2 separate regions of the Homo sapiens genome follow, and region 1 is linked to region 2. Evidence: chromatin contacts called from ENCODE Hi-C data. All regions are on one chromosome and are shown on one strand. Each heading gives the region's core, a stretch centred on a gene start or an enhancer-like site at or near the end of the contact. The rest is flanking DNA. Distances are from core to core; before and after follow the strand shown.

The links. Hi-C counts contacts between places; a loop is a spot of excess contacts on that map. Pooled maps may share reads with other maps.
Region 1: a map of tibial artery shows a loop between it and region 2 (7-fold over the local background). The contact joins the promoter of OCA2 here to the promoter of ATP10A-DT in region 2. A Hi-C loop is called at or near these places in 1 of 168 maps with a recorded cell type or tissue (tibial artery), 1 of 37 single-sample maps with no recorded cell type and 6 of 50 pooled maps.

Annotation. Positions count from the first base shown.
Region 1 is chr15:28,097,995-28,100,694 of GRCh38, reverse strand. It overlaps OCA2 (OCA2 melanosomal transmembrane protein), which reads left to right and starts at 1,380. Exons shown (of 24, transcript NM_000275.3): 1 at 1,380-1,471. RefSeq lists an enhancer at 1,433-2,085.
Region 2 is chr15:25,864,020-25,866,719 of GRCh38, reverse strand. It overlaps ATP10A-DT (ATP10A divergent transcript), which reads right to left and starts at 1,450. Exons shown (of 2, transcript NR_183988.1): 1 at 812-1,450. It also overlaps a transcript of ATP10A not described here.

The DNA.
Region 1 (2,700 bases), core at 131-2,630, 2.2 Mb before region 2:
AACCCCTGGCCCACCCTGTGGCTGTGCAATGTGCTCTGTTATAAGGCATGAGATCTCTTTCAGCTCTGCTGTTACACTGTGGATGGAGCCTCTTACTTCCTGCCAATTCCTGTGCAGGGCCTGGCCACTGCAGCTGTGTGTGTGTCTGTAGCTGTGTTGTCTCCATGTGTTTGTGCGTGTATCTGTGTGTGTGTCTGTATCTGTGTGTGTATCTGTGTGTGTCTGTGCGTATATCTGTGTTTGTATATCTGTATATGTGTATCTGCGTGTGTGTCTGTGCATGTATCTGTGTGTGTGTCTGTATGTGTCTATGTATCTGTGTATCTCTGTGTCTGCGTATCTGTGTGTCTGTGTATCTCTGTGTGTAGATCTCTGTATCTGTGTGTATCTGTGCATGTGTGTATCTGTGTGTCTGTATCTGTGTGCCTGTGTATATCTGTGTCTGTGTATCTCTGTGTGTGTCCGTGTGTGTATCTGTGTGTGTCTCTGTATCTCTGTATCTGTATGTATCTCTGTATCTGTATCTGTGTGTCTGTACCTGTGTCTGTGTATCTGTGTCTGAGTATCTGTATATATTTGTGTGTGTCTGTGTATCTGTGTCTGTGTGTATATCTGTGTATCTGTGTGTATCTCTGTGCCTGTGTGTGTGTCTCTGTGTATCTGTGCATGTGTCTGTGTGTATCTGTGTATGTGTGTCTGTGTATCTGCATGTGTCCTTGTGTGTCATCTGTGTATCTGTGTCCTGTATCTGTGTGTCTGTGTATTGCTGTGTCTCTGTGTGTGTCTCTGTGTATGTGTATCTGTGTATCTGTGTCTGTGTATATCGTGTCTATCTCTGTATCTGTGTGTGTGTCTGTGTGTATCTGTGTGTGTCTGTGTATCTGTGTGTGTCTGTGTATCTCGTGTGTGTGTCTGTGCTGCAGGAGGGGCTGTCGGCAAGTGTAACCTTGGCGTCCTAGCTGGAGGGCCTCTCAGTGCCCGCTGGGAGAGCTCTGAAGGGAACAGAATGTTCACTGAGCATTTCCCCGTTCTTGTTCATAGGGAAAAGCCTGTCCGCAGTCCTGGGCCGCCTCTTTAGAGGTAAAGCTGGAAACTATCCCCGCGGAGAGCGCTGTCGGGGACGCCGGGGCGGCGTGGCCTTAGACGGAGCTGCTCTCAGCCCGCGCCGCCGGGGGCTGGGGAGCTGAGGGGCCGGGGGTGCGGAGCGGGCGAGCTGTGGGCGGGGCCATGTGGGCAGCTTTGTGGGCGTGGCCGGGAGGGGCGTGCTACGGGCGTGGCCGCACTGTGGGCGGGGCCGAGTGGGGAGTGCTGTGGGCGGGGCCGGGCCGGGGGCGTGCCTGGGTGGGGGACCCGCTGCGGGAGCGCCGAGCTCCCTCTGAGTTCTTACTTCGAAGGCTGTGCTCCGCTCACCATCCAGAGCGGAGGTGCGGACCTTAAACTCACTCCTGGAGAAAGATCTGCAAGTGCGCAGGTAAAGTGCACGTGCTCCGCGGTCGGGAGGAAGGAGGCGAGGAGCCAGACTAGCCTGGGAACAGGCAGGGAGGGTTTACACAGCCCCGGCTGAGTCGCGGCTTAGGAAGCAAGGCAAGTTCCCCTAAAGGTTAGTGTGCACAGACGGGTGCGACGGAGCCGACCTAGCGCGGCTGAGTCCGCCTGGGCCTGCAGCAGCTGCCCCCTGAGCACCCCCTCCGGCTCTCTGCCAGGCGACCCAGGAAAAAGTCGCCCCCTGGTGGGCCATGAGGTCATGGGTGGGGGGAGTTTGGAAAGGTTCAGACAGCAAATGTTCCACTTGAACTCCAGGGCAGCATCTGGCACTGCGGGGCCTCCTAGCCATGAGCCGTGGTCAGGCGTTTCCTTAGAATGGAATGCACTGGAGTGAAAACACTAAATCCCTCAAAGCTGCTTCTCTTTACTGTGGTCACACACAGTGAAATCAATGGGCATTAGTGCAGCTAGCTCTTTTCAAGGACACAATGTTAAGCACAGGAAGCCTGGTATGTGGACGCTCTGGGTTTGCAGAACCAGGCAGGGGCCAGGGGCTCAGGACAAGTGCCCGGTGCTCCCTTCCCATTGGGCGAATCAGAGCCTGGGGCCCGGCGGTGAAGCTCCCCAGGTGACTCTAATGTGCAGTGCACTTTGAGGAGCACTACTTAGACCAATGTGACAGTCTACAATGTGTAGATTTAGGGTGAGTGATTCTGAGGAAAAGAAACCCGAGGCTGTTAGCAGTTGTGGGCAGCTGCTGTCTACCTAAACCAGCTGCGGTTTGCTTGCTTGGTGAGCCTGAGCTTCGCGGGGCGGGCATGGCATCTGCCATCCAGGACCCTGGGACGGGGCCTGCCAGGGCAAGGAGCTGAGCATTGAACGCATCTGGGGATAACTATCTCTCATAGAAGAACTAATGAGGATTGAACCTGAACACAGAGATGAAAGAGCTGAGTAGACTGCAAAGAATTGCACAAAAACTGCTTGTTCTGCAAATTTAGTTTACAACAATTTGAGTGCAGTTCACATTGGTGTAATGTGATTTAGGATCATAAGTCCCTAAAGTTTCATTACACTGATGAAAAGCAAATGCCTATACTGTTCTTGTTTTATGAGAAGAACGCAACCTCCAGCCCCTGGAGCAGCTGAGATCTGAGGATATCAGGAATACCAGGAATGGGGAGGTCCTGGCTGTCCCTGGAAACCCAGCGGCAT
Region 2 (2,700 bases), core at 201-2,700:
TGGCCACTCTGCTGCTCCTCATGGCTACCCTCTCCTGCATCCAGACCTGCTCTTGACCCCAGACTGACATCACCACTGCCAGCACGACTCCTGCTCCTGAGGGCTGGTGGGCACCTCCAGTTCTGCCTCATCTTCTGTCTTCCCAACTCACTAGATGAAACTTGGGTTTTTAGCTGTTGGGCCACCCTCACCTCCTCTCTTGCACATCCCACAACCATTCCAACAGCATGTCCCGCATGCTCTGAGGAGGCTATGTCCCACATCCACCATGGCCACCCAGCCTGAGCCACAGCACCTTTGCAGGATCACTGCAGTGGCCGCTCGCCACGACGTCTCCCTTCTTCTGCCCTGGCCCTCTACATTCTATTTACATTGCAGCAGGAGTGATCTCTGGAAACCTCGGTAAAGCCACTTGATGCCACTTCTCAAAATCCTCCCAAGCTTTCCCTCTCGCTCAAAAGCCAAAATCCTCACCGGGATCCACAAGGCCCCACATGACCTCACTCTCGGCCACGTCTCCAATCTCCCACTCAGCTCCAGCTACCCCGGCTTCCTTGCTGGGCCTGAAATCCCTGAACGCTCCCTATCCCGCCCCGTGCTTACCATTTCTTCCCTAGGTGCCTGCACAGCTTGTGTCCCTAGGCCTCCGCTCAGTGTTGCTTGAGAAGCCTCCTTGGACCGCCCAATTGACAGGAGCAAGAGCAGGATCCCACCCCTCCCAGCCCTGGTTTCAGGTGTCCCTTCATTTTCTGAGCCATCTTTGTTGGGATTCCCACGTGAGGACTTAGTGTTCCGGGGAGCAGAAACTTACTGTGTTTCCCAGGTGTCCCCATTGCCTAAAGCAGAAGCTGTGGGGTTGAAGGTTTTAGAATGAGTGTGAGGCAGAAGCCCCACCTGTTTCTTAAACACATTGAGATTTCTCCTTCTTTGGGACCTTTTGACAGAGCTGCCCCCTCTGTCTGGAAGCCTCTTCCACCTGATCTTGTCCCATTCAGGTTTCAACTCCAGTGCCTCTCTTCGAAAAGGCCATCCCTCATCCCTTCCAAAGCCCTCCGTGGGCTCTCATGGTTTTTCGTTCAGTTGCTGCAGCTCCATGACAACATCTTGTCCTCTCTAGCTCTCCGATGAATTCCTGTGCCTGGAACATTGCCGGGCATACAGCAGGGGATGAGTAAGTATTTGCCGAACAAGGACACTTACAGTGGTTCTCATGGCCTATAGCAGGCCCTTGTTAGAGCCCTGTGGTGCAGATGGCCAACCCAGAGTTGACCAGACCACATCAGAGCCTCATCCTCGCCCCAGCAGGCCAGGGTCTCAGAGTCCAGCTGGCAGAAGACACCTGAGCTCAAAACCCCTCCACGATTCCCCAGATCACACAGCTTGGAGACCTTTCCAGAGGTGAGCTGAGCTAGGCCTTCCTGGAAATCCTGACTTTGCACTGGGGAAGAGCAGGTGGAAAAAGATTCCAGACTTGAGGAGCATTGTGACTCACAGAATCTTGGAACCTTAGAGCGGAATGTGGATGGGATGAGTAAGGACTGTTCTGAGAAGGATAAGGAGACCTCTCACCTTGGGGCTGGGCCTGAACCAGGGAGGGGCTGAAGAAAATCAGCAAGCTGGTTCCCCTCAGGGCCTCAAGGGACCTCTGCCTGAGGAATCAGCATTTGGCTTTGTAAGCACCAGGAGTACTCCTGGAAGCTCCAGGGTAAGCAAATGGAATGAGGCGGTAATTACTTTGGCAACAGTGTGGACTGGCTGAAGCTGGGAGTCTGGTAGGCGCGGACACCCCTGGAGACTTTGGGCGAAGGGTCCACGGGGATGCCTGTGAAGACAGGAGGCCGAAGTGTAGGGAGGCCGAAGGCCTCGGGGGTCACCAGGTGGGCTGGTAGAGGAAAACACGGAGCCATGGGATGTGAGGCCTCAAGACTGCAGGCGCTGTGGGCCTTCATTTGCAGTTGATGCTCCGTTTGGGTTTCTGCTGGTTGACTGTGAGACCTGACTCCTTTCCCCAACAATGCAGACTTCAGCCAAACCTTTCCCTGATCTGGGCCTCTACATGTCAAAAGCCCACCCCTGTGACTGGGGGATGGGATTATTTTCTTCACACCTGTCACCACTCTACCTTCTAACACTGGGTTCTGGGCAACATTGTGGATGGTGGCAAAACTGGGCAGAGATGTAAGAATGTCATAACTGGAGCCGGGTAAGCCAGGGTGCTGGAGGGGAGGGCCTCCCCAAGCCAGGGTCCTGGCGAAGACGTGATTTGAGTCCATCCAGGGCAGTGCCTTGTTAGCAGGCACCCCCAGGAAGAGCCTGGGGCCACGGCCAACCGCCCAGCCACGGCCTCCTGGGCAAGAAATAACTGCTTCTCATCTCTGTACTTCTTGAGTGGGAGGCAAACAGTCACAGCCATGAAACATCTGTGGGGTCTCACTGCGGACGTGGGGGACTCCCAGCTCCTTTTTCCATGCCGTGCTTATTCTCCCACCCCTTCTCGGATGCCCCATGATGTGGAGGGGAGCCCTTCGCCCCACACTTCTGGGACACCCTCCTGACGCTCCCCTCTCCTCCCCACAACCATCCTCGCCTCCCCACAACCATCCTCGCCTCCCCCGCCGTCCGGGCCATGACAGCCACCTCAGAGCTACAGCGCACAAGGAGCGTTTCGGTCCTCATGATTTCCCAGGGAGGGAAACAGAC